Regions from separate parts of the Homo sapiens genome. Here region 2 is linked to region 1. The links are chromatin contacts, found by Hi-C or POLR2A ChIA-PET in ENCODE. All regions are on one chromosome and are shown on one strand. Each heading gives the region's core, a stretch centred on a gene start or an enhancer-like site at or near the end of the contact. The rest is flanking DNA. Distances are from core to core; before and after follow the strand shown. Region 1 has its middle 32 kb from the start of PARVG. Region 2 has its middle 51 kb from the start of SHISAL1.

Region 1 (5,176 bases), core at 445-2,944:
TGGCTTACCAACTGTATTTCGTTATTTTCATTTCCTAGGGGTTGCTCTAGACTTTATATACACATCTGCATTCATATCCTGTCATTGCTGTAACAAATTACCACAAACTTCTTGGCTTAAAACAGCAGAAATTTATTCTCCCACAATTCTGGAGGCTAGATGTCTGAAATTAAGGTGTTGGAAGGGTCACGTTCCCTCTGGAGGTTCTAGAGGGAAAGCTGTATCTTGACTCTTCAAGCTCCTGGTGGCTACCAGCATCTCTGGGCTTGTGGATGCATCACTTTAATATCTACCTTCACAGTCACTTTGCTTCTTTCTCCTTTCTCTGTCTATCCCTCCTCTGTGTCTCTCTTATAAGGGCGCTTGTCATGAGATTTAGGACCCACCTAGATAATCCACGATTATGTAATCTCAAGATCCTTAATTTAATTATATCTGCAAAAACTTTTTTCCATGATTATCTAATCTCAAGATCCTTAATTTAATTGTATCTGCAAAAACCTTTTTCCCAAAGAAGTTAACATTCACAGGTTCTGGGGATTAGCATGTGGACAAATCCTTTTGGTCACCATTTAATCTACTATAACATCTTAACTTATTACAGTCTACCTTTAAGTAATATTACTTCCATTTTACTCTTCTGTGTCCTATTGTTGTCATGTGTCTCATTTCTATAGAATAAATTTCACAATATATTATTTTTGCTTAAAAATGTCAATTGTCTTCTTTTGAGACAGGGTCTCACTCTGTCACCCAGACTGCAGTGCTCACTGCAGCCTCGACCTCCCGGGCTCAATTGATCCTCCCACCTCAGCCTTCTCAGTTGCTGGGGCTACAGGCATGCACCACCACACTTGGCTAACTTTTTTAGAATTTTTTTTTTTTTTTTTTTTGTAGAGATGAGGTCTCCTTATGTTGTCCAGGCTGGTTTCCAGCTCCTGGCCTCAAGTGATCCACTTGCCTTGGCCTCCCAGTATGCTAGGATTACAGGCATGAGTCACAGTGTCCAGCCACATCGATTGCCTTTTAAAGAGTTTTTTTTTTTTAATTGAGAAGAAAGTCTTTTATATTTACCCACATACTTATTACTCCTGGTGCTCATCGTTTCTTCTTCCATTTGGTATCATTTTCTTCCTGCCTAAAAGACTTTCTTTATCATTTTGTGTAGTGTTGGTTATATGTTAGTGAGCTTGTGTACCTACAGAAATAGATTCAGTATTGGTCCTTCCCACTCCAAACAGCTTTCCTGGCGATGCCTTCTGCTTCTAAAATTCCTGTCCCTCCTCCCTAAGGGTCACTCTCCAATCTCCACTGCAGCTCTAGCCCTGAGCTCCAGACCCACATTTCTTTCTTTTTTCTTTTCTTTTTTTTTTTGTGTGTGGTAAAATACACATAACACAAAATGTACCATCTTACTATTTTTAAGTGTATTCAGCAGTATTAAGTACATTCCTATTATTGTGCAACTGTCACCACCCTCCAACCACAAAACTCTTTGCATCTTGCAAAACTGAAACTCTGTATCCATTAAACAATAACTACCCCCATCTTCCTCCCCTAGCCCCTAGCCCCTAACAACCACTATTCTACTTTCTGACCTAATCTATATTTTGAACTTCCCAGGGCATAGCTGTGCCTGGGGTGCCCACCCCAAGCTCACCACATCCAAGTCAGAGCTTGCCCCGTTCCCTAATCTTCACTCTGGAACTTTCCAGCTGGCCTCCCTTTCGCAAGAAAGGGACTTCTTTCTTGTGACTTCACTTCTGCACCAGCAGCCAGAGTGCTTTTGTCCTCGGAACCCAGTCTCACTACCATCCTGCTCTAACCTTCCCAGGCCCCAACCTCCGGGCAGCGTCTGGACTCTGGGTGCTCTGGTGCTGCTGGCTTTGTGGTCCTCCTGCTCACTGTGTTCTGTCTCCGTCCCTGCCTCAACCTTTCCACACTGCTTCCAGTTATATCCCTGACATCTCTGCGATCTTTCCAAGTCTTTCTGATGCTGTTCCCTCTGCCCAAGATGCCCTCATCCCACCTGCCCCAGGAACTTGTCATTCAGAAAAGGAGTGGGGACATTCTTTGAGAAGAGAGTGGGGAAGAGGGTTCACCGTGGGACAAGGTGGATGCCTGGGGGCCCTGGGTGCCTGGGGGTGGGTGGAAGAAGTGGTTCCCACAAAGAAGTCTGAGACGAAGCAGGATCAGGGAGCCCTTTCCTCCCCTTATTTCACTATCCATGGCCTTCGCTCTTTTTCTCTCTTCCTCCATCCCAAGAAATCTGACTCCAGTAGAAGTTGCAGCCGAAGTTGGAAGCAGGATAATTATAGCAAGCTGAACAGGAAGGCGTCCAGGGCCAGAGAAGGAGCTGGCAGCTTGGGCTGGGTGTGCAAACAGCTTCGAAGCGAAGGGAAATGCCTCGAAGGCTGGGGTGCCTCGGAGTTGAGCTGCTTCCCAAAATAATCCAGAGGGCAGCTGTCTTGGAGTCTGAAACTGGGTCTGGCCGCCTGAGCTGCAGGAAGCCCCAGGACTCACACCAGCTCCACTCTGGGAACAGATGGAACTAAGATTTTTTTTTTTCTTTTTACCAAAGTCAGCTGGTAAGCGAACAGCTTGTCTAGAGAAAAGTGTGTTCCTGCCCCCATATCTTCTGGCAATGGATCAAAGCTGCCAGTGCCATCCCAACCCCCATCCCTGCCCCACCAGCCTTCTTTCCTTGTAAGACTTGGGCAGTGGTGAGCAGAGGGGCATCATGGACCTAGAGACACATGGGATCCCCACCCCCTGGGGGTGTAGCCCAGGGAGTGTCCTGGGCCCCTAGGTCAATGGGGGACTGGGCTGAGGGGCCTGGCTGGTAAGAAAGTAGATGATGAAGATGTTCCAGAAATGATTCTTCCAAGAAGAGTCAGCCAATGGACCTGGGCTGGCCAACAATTGCATGAATTCATTTATTTATCCACAAGCATTTCATATGGGTTGGTTTATTATTACCTAGAAAGGTGATGCATTAATACCTAGGTGGGTTTTTACAAAGGTACAAAATCATAGTGCACACACCATTCATAAGAGAACTTCTCCACCTACTGTGTGCAGGCCCAGGGCACAGAGCTGGGTATAAAGAGAGTGCTCAGACCGAGGCTCTATCCCAGAGGAGGTGTAGCCCAGGGTGGAAGGGGCTGGGTAGTGCAGTGGTTAGAGTGTGATGCTTGAGTCAGACCCTGGGGTGTGAATCCTGGGCAAATCCTCACCTCACTCTGTGACCCCAGGCAAATCACTTACCTCCCTAAGCCTCAGTTTCCTTCTATGTCAAATGGAGGCAATAAGGAATCTATTCTTCACAGGGCTATTTAAAAAGTTGAGTATCTGGAGAGCTTGAAGCTTGCTGGACACATAACATTCAATAAATGTCAGATGACATCATGGGTGTCATCATCACCATCACCACCACTGTCACCATCATCACTATCACATCATCATCACCTCCATCATTATCACCATCATCACCACCACTGTCACCATCATCACCATCACGGCATCATCATCACCATTATCATCCTCATCACCTCCACTGTCACCATCATCACCATCACATCATCATCACCTCCATCATTATCACCATCATCACCTCCACTGTCACCATCATCACCATCACATCATCATCATCACCATCATCCTCATCGTCACCTCCACTGTCACCATCATCACCATGACATCATCACCACCATCATCATCAACATCACCATCATCACCACCACTGTCACCATCATCACCATCACATCATCATCACCTCCATCATCATCATCATCACCTCCACATCATCAACATCACCATCATCACCACCACTGTCACCATCATCATCATCAGATCGTCATCACCATCATTATGACCATCATCACCACCATCACACCACTGTCACCATCATCACCATCACTGTTACTATCATCACCATCACATCATCATCACTATCATCACCATCATCACTACCATCATCATTGTCACCATCACCATCATTGTCACCATCATCACCACTGCTGTCACTATCATCACCATCACATCATCATCATCATCATCATTATCATCATCATCACTACAGGCACAAAAACAGTGCTGGAAGTCCCTCCTCCATAGGTCCTAGTGAGGATGCAGTGACATGAGGTACGTGAGGTTAGAGGCCTGGCACGCCTTTGGCACTCAGAGTTAGGCACTAAAAGGCCAGCTCATCAGGTGAGTCCTACCTGGATTTTGTGTCCCTGCTTCTAGGCTTTGCTTGTTGGAGACCCACAGCAGCACCTAGCCCTGGGTAAATACTTGTGGACTGACCCACTAACGTGACCTCTTAACTCTCCTGGGTGAGTCAGATCCAGACCTGCTGCTTCAACTTGCAGCCCACCCAGCTGGCCACCCCAGCATCCCAGGATGCCAGCATTCAAGCGGGGCTTAGCTCTGACTTGAACCCATCTTCTTGGCCCCTGTGCTGGGCCAGTAGGCTCACCAGCTCAGCTGAAAACACAGGGACAAATGGAGGACCTCTGGCTCCATGATCCCTCTCCTTTACCCGGTTGTCTGGAGTAAGAGGCAGGAGTGTGATATGGGAAGTCCTGGCTCCAGTCTTACTGGGCCCCTTAGCAGCTGTGTAGTCTTGGACAGGTCACTACCCCTTTTTGAACCTGAGTTTCCTCATCTGTAAAATGGAATGATCCTGCCTGCTTAGTTCAACCCCCACGATGGTAATCCATCTTAAGGATGAACTGCAATAATGGTGGGCAGGGTTTTGAAAAGTCCTATCAGCTAAACAATGGCCAAGGCTAGCACTGACTGGGATCTCCACCTTTCTTCAGCAGCCATGGCCCAGATGGCCTGGCCACCTACCAAGCCCATCTGCTCTTCCTGCTGGGCACGCAGCTGGACTGCATGCCCCACCTTCTTTGCAACCCAACGTGGTCAATAATAAAATGTGAATCAAGTAAAACACAACATTGCTGAGCCTGGTCCTCAAACCCAGTCCCCTGCATGACCTGATACTCCTGTACTCCCCGATGCTCTGGTGATGCTGACTAGCCTGGTGAGATTGCAAGCCGTGTGCTGAGATGCTGGAGCCACAGACGGAGTCACCCTGGGAGGAGAGCTGCCTGCCAGTCAGGAACACTCGTTTTGAACAGTATATGAGCAAGAAATATTTGAACTCCTA
Region 2 (4,636 bases), core at 676-3,175, 150 kb after region 1:
AGGTGGCCAAAGACACTGGGAGAAGGTGGCATCTACGCACCAAGGAAGAGAGGCCTCAGGAGGAACCACCCAGCTGGGACCTTGGCCTCCTGAGTGGTGAGAAGATGGCTGTCTGTTGTTGAAGCTGCCCCGTCCATCGGTGCTGCCTTGGTATATGGCAACTCGAGCAAAACACAAGCCGCACTGCAGACCTTCTCAGGCTGGAGTCCCCCTGCAGGGTACCCGCCGTGGGCCCCTGGCTGGCAGTTTTACTGGGGTTCAGTTCTAGAGGAGGCAGGGCTCCCAGCCCCAAGCCTGTCCAAGACGATTCTCTACCCAGAGGATCCCAAATGTTTCTCTCAAAGGAATGCCTTCCACCGTCCCTGACAGAGCACAGCCAGGGGTTAGTTATAGCCAGGGGTTAGTTACAGCCAGGAGTTAGTTACAGCCAGGGGTTAGTTATAGCCAGGGGTTAGTTATAGCCAGGGGTTAGTTACAGCCAGGGGTTAGTTATAGCCAGGGGTTAGTTACAGCCAGGGGTTAGTTATAGCCAGGGGTTAGTTATAGCCAGGGGTTAGTTACAGCCAGGGGTTAGTTATAGCCAGGGGTTAGTTACAGCCAGGGGTTAGTTATAGCCAGGGGTTAGTTACAGCCAGGGGTTAGTTACAGCCAGGGGTTAGTTATAGCCAGGGCCCGGCTTCTGCCTCCAGGGACTGTTCTTAGGGACGCTCTAGTTCCAAAGATACTTTCGGCCGTAGCATCCTGGTTGAAAAACCACATAGAGGAACAAGCAGTTGAGTGAGCCCTGGTGGGTCCATTCAATGGAGTCCAAAGTAGCTTACACCAGTTGGTCTGAAAGTTACACCCAGGGAAATGCAGAAGGTGACCGATGCCTATTGAATGACCCTCCAAGCAGCGCCTGGCTCCAAGAAATGCTTTCTGTAAGTTATCTTGTTTATTTTTCTTCCTAAGGAAGCTAGATATTTTTGTCCCTATTTTACACACAAGACTAAAGAACATCTCAAAGGCAGGGATTTGGTCTCCCTCACTTCCCTTCCCAGCACCCAGGACCCAGCACAAGGCTCCATCCAGTTGACCATAGCAGCAAACATGGGCACCCACTGGCTGTGTGCTGGCCACACCCTGAGCCCTTGACATGGGCTGGCTTATACCATGCTCAATGCCCATGGCAAATACTGTGTCAGACCCATTTCACAGATAAAGAATCTGAAGCCCAGAGGGGCTGTGACTTGTCCAAGGTAAACGCCTAGAACGTGGGGGTGCCAGGAGTCACCCCTGGCACTGCTGGGCTCCTAGCCCAAGTGTGCAGACGCTGGCTATCCTGCCTCTCAGCCCACGGTAGTTGAAGGACTGAATGAGCGAGTGGCCCTGCTACGTCCTGGCTGCGGGGTCTGCAGTAAGTCCCCTAGACCTGCTAAGCCCCAGTGTCCTCATCTGTAAAATGGGCTTCCCCCGCTCCCCACCAGGAGCTGCCTTGTGTTGCTGAGAGAGATGTGGCCTGATTCCAGAGACTCGGCCTCGTTGGGTGGACTGCCGGCTTTGTGGGGGCAGGGAGGGCGGGGAGCATGGGGCCATCTGCAGCCCCTGGTGCCTGACTATGAGTGTCTGATGAAGGACCTCACCCTAGGACTTGGGGCCCTCAAGGCATGGTGACTCACCCCGGCTCCTTCCTTCCTCCATGGCCCTGTGTCACTGGCTTAGGAGCCCCCAGCTCAGCAGCCTGCGTGAGCGAGCCCCAAGTGCTCTCAGACCAGCCCAGGCTCACACCCAGGACATGAGGCCACGACGACCACCTGGCACATCCCTCTGCTCGCCACAGCCCCGGCCCTGATGGCTCCCAGCCCTCTGGAAGGGCCAGCCCGGCTGGATCAGGAACGCCAGTCCGGAGAGTAATGAGGGTTCCCTGTGGAATGAGAGAGACTCCACATGGTTGGCGGCGGCGCCTGGACGGTAGCCAGCACTTTTCCAGGGCATTCCGGGAATCCCGCTCTGGCCCCTTGTCTGACGCACTTTGAGTCAGCACTTGAGCCAGACGGCCGCTCTGGGCTGGCCAAGAGACAGGCCAAGCGTCCCCACAGGAGCGCTAGTTGTGTGAGGGAGCCCAGAGTCCCCTGACTTAAACGGGCCTGGCTCACTGCCCCCATTTCACAGATGAGAACACCAAGGTCCAGAGGCAGGGCAACCTGTCCACCCTGGATACTCCCTGTCAATCATCAGAGTGGCTCCCCTCAGCCCCTGCTCACCCCATCCTCCATCCTGCCGCATTTATAATTGCAGTGGTGGGATCATCCTGACCCCACCTCCCCCTGGGGGGGCTCGCCCTGACCTGAGGAAGGAGGGGCTGGGCCTCAGGCACAGGGAAGAGGCCCTGGGACTGCCACATCCCAGGTCACACACCCCCATCCCCGGGGGACAGAGGCTTCATCTGGTTATTTATGGAACTGCCACTCTGTGCCAGAGCCTGCCCAGGACACGGTTTCTGCCTTTGAAGACATGCATGGAAGGAGTGACCTCCAGGCCAGAGCGATAAATGCCGAAATGAGGGGAGCACAGTGGGAGGACGGAGCACAGGGATGGAGGCGCTGGGGACAGCCTCCTGAGTCAGCCAGAGAAGCCAGCCCAGGGCCCGTGGCTGCTGGGGTTCAAGCAGAAGTCCCTCTAGGCAGCGGCCCCTAAGGTTGTCAGTGGGGCCTTGGCTGGGGTGCGAATGGGGGTAGGACTGAGCCATCCCCCACAAGCCAAGCCAGGAGGTCACCCTGGAGGAAGGGGCCTGACTGTAATTGGTACAAGGGTGCAACATGAGCTGGTAGCTGCTTAAGGAGAAGGATGAGGGGTGCCAGCCAGCCAGCCAAGTGCTTAACAACTGTCCCCTGGGGACATCTTGGGGTTTATGCTAAGGTCTGGGAACAAACTCTGGGCTACTCTAGGAGCTGTGGGACAAAAGGACTTGTTCTTTCAGCCAAATTGGACCCAGAAGAAAGGGTGGATCCTGGAAGCTGGAGCAGGGGGCGGCATTGCCAATCAGGAACCCATGGGGAGGGTCTCCAGGACCACCCAAGAGGCCCAGCCTCAGCTCACAGCCGTGTCTGTCCAGGGAGACCCGGCGCCCCCGCTCCCCTGCCAAAAAAATCCTTCCTTGCTTCCCTGGGCAGGCCCAGCCCTGGAGGGGCAAGAGCAACACCCAGCAAGAGGGAGGGGACAGAGGAGAAACTGACCGCACCCCTCCCCGATCCCTGGACTATGCGGAGCTGAGCTGAGCTGAGCTGGCGGAGGAGGAAACTCTAAATTCTAAGAGTCTCAAATTTAATACAAGAGCCGCCTGGACTTTGCATTACCCAAAGCCCCTGGAAAAACGACGTGAAATAGCTGCAGTTCCTTGCAAGGGGGGAGAGTGAGTCTGCCAGACAGGAGTGAAGGGGGGAATTGAGAAAGAATGAATAAAGTGCTGTATGGATGTTAAACTTGTTGAATTGTCACAGGCGCCCTTTGAGTGGAGCCTGTTACCATGCTTGCTTTCCAGAGGGAGCCACTGAGGCACAGAGAGGCTAAAGGATGCCCCAGGGTCACACAGCCAGCACACAGCAGAGCTGGAATCGGATGGGGCAGGCTGGCCCCAGCGGGTACCCTTCCTGGCCTGTGGTGCTGCTTCCCAGCAGACACACTTGCGTGTCTGTTGATTCATCCCCTCCCCGTCTCCATGATGCTAATGCCAGCTGCATGGATGGAGGACCTGCTAGGAGCCCCGCGCCCCGCAGCACTTTGCAAGCATCACACGTCATCTGGTGGAACTCCCATTTGCAGGTGGAGACAACTTTGATCTCAAAGGAATTCATCTCAAACAGTGAAACCAGAATCCCAAGAAAGATGTGGGAGGGATTTTCCGAGAAAACCTCCCCACGTTCCGAAGACAGAGACCTGTCACACAGGGCCAAGGAAAAATCATGGAGCTGGGAGCAGGAGGCCTGGGTATGAGTAATAACAGTCTAACCAAGTATCCCCACTTTTCTAAGAAAAATATAATGAGTTATTATTTTTTATTATCTTTCTCTTTTCTCTGATTCCCCTTATTCCCTACTTCCTACTTATCCCTTTAGAAATGCAATTATAACCTTTTGCCTCCCCTGCACCTGAGGCTTGCTACAGGCCAAGTCCATCTAGCTATGTGCTTAGACACTCCAGAGTGGAACTCTCACCCACCAGGAGGTTGCCTCGGGAGATAACAGTCCATCGACGATCCAAAGGATGTCCGTGACGAAACTCTCTCCCACCTGGAGAGTTTTCAGCTGCTTTACAACCTAGTCCTGCCCATGAAGGTGCCAGCAGTCACCAGTTTTACCACCGCCTGGTAGATAAAGCACCAAGTTAGCGCACAGACCCCCCAAACCTGCTCGCTTCCTCCCTGTGTGCCGTTCATGTTAGGCCCCCTTCAAAAAGCACTTGCCTTCTGCTCCAAAAGTCAAGCCTTAAGGCAGGAAGCCTGTACTTCTTCCCCTAAGCTAGCTTGGGAATAAAAAGTGACTTTCTTTATATTGGACCTCAGTCTTGTTAATTGAACTCTGCAAGGGGCAAGCAATGGAACCTGTGTTTTGGTTATGACGGCGACAGCTGTTGTGTGCCAGGTGCACACTCTGTGAGC

What was found. Hi-C counts contacts between places; a loop is a spot of excess contacts on that map. ChIA-PET counts read pairs that join two places held with the same protein, here RNA polymerase II (POLR2A). Pooled maps may share reads with other maps.
Region 2: a loop to region 1 is called in a map of aorta, with 2.4 times the contacts of the local background. The contact joins two enhancer-like sites. A Hi-C loop is called at or near these places in 1 of 168 maps with a recorded cell type or tissue (aorta), 1 of 37 single-sample maps with no recorded cell type and 3 of 50 pooled maps. POLR2A ChIA-PET finds 5 or more read pairs at or near these places in 2 of 52 experiments (MCF 10A and activated CD4-positive, alpha-beta T cell).

The regions. Positions count from the first base shown.
Region 1 is chr22:44,209,982-44,215,157 of GRCh38, forward strand. No RefSeq gene overlaps it. Among named protein-coding and RNA genes, the nearest start is that of PARVG, 32 kb to the left of the region's middle. Within about 2 kb of position 1,695, at least 5 of the 41 ENCODE cell types and tissues checked have a DNase peak (open chromatin) inside an H3K27ac peak, as active enhancers do.
Region 2 is chr22:44,361,751-44,366,386 of GRCh38, forward strand. No RefSeq gene overlaps it. Among named protein-coding and RNA genes, the nearest start is that of SHISAL1, 51 kb to the left of the region's middle. Within about 2 kb of position 1,926, at least 20 of the 41 ENCODE cell types and tissues checked have a DNase peak (open chromatin) inside an H3K27ac peak, as active enhancers do.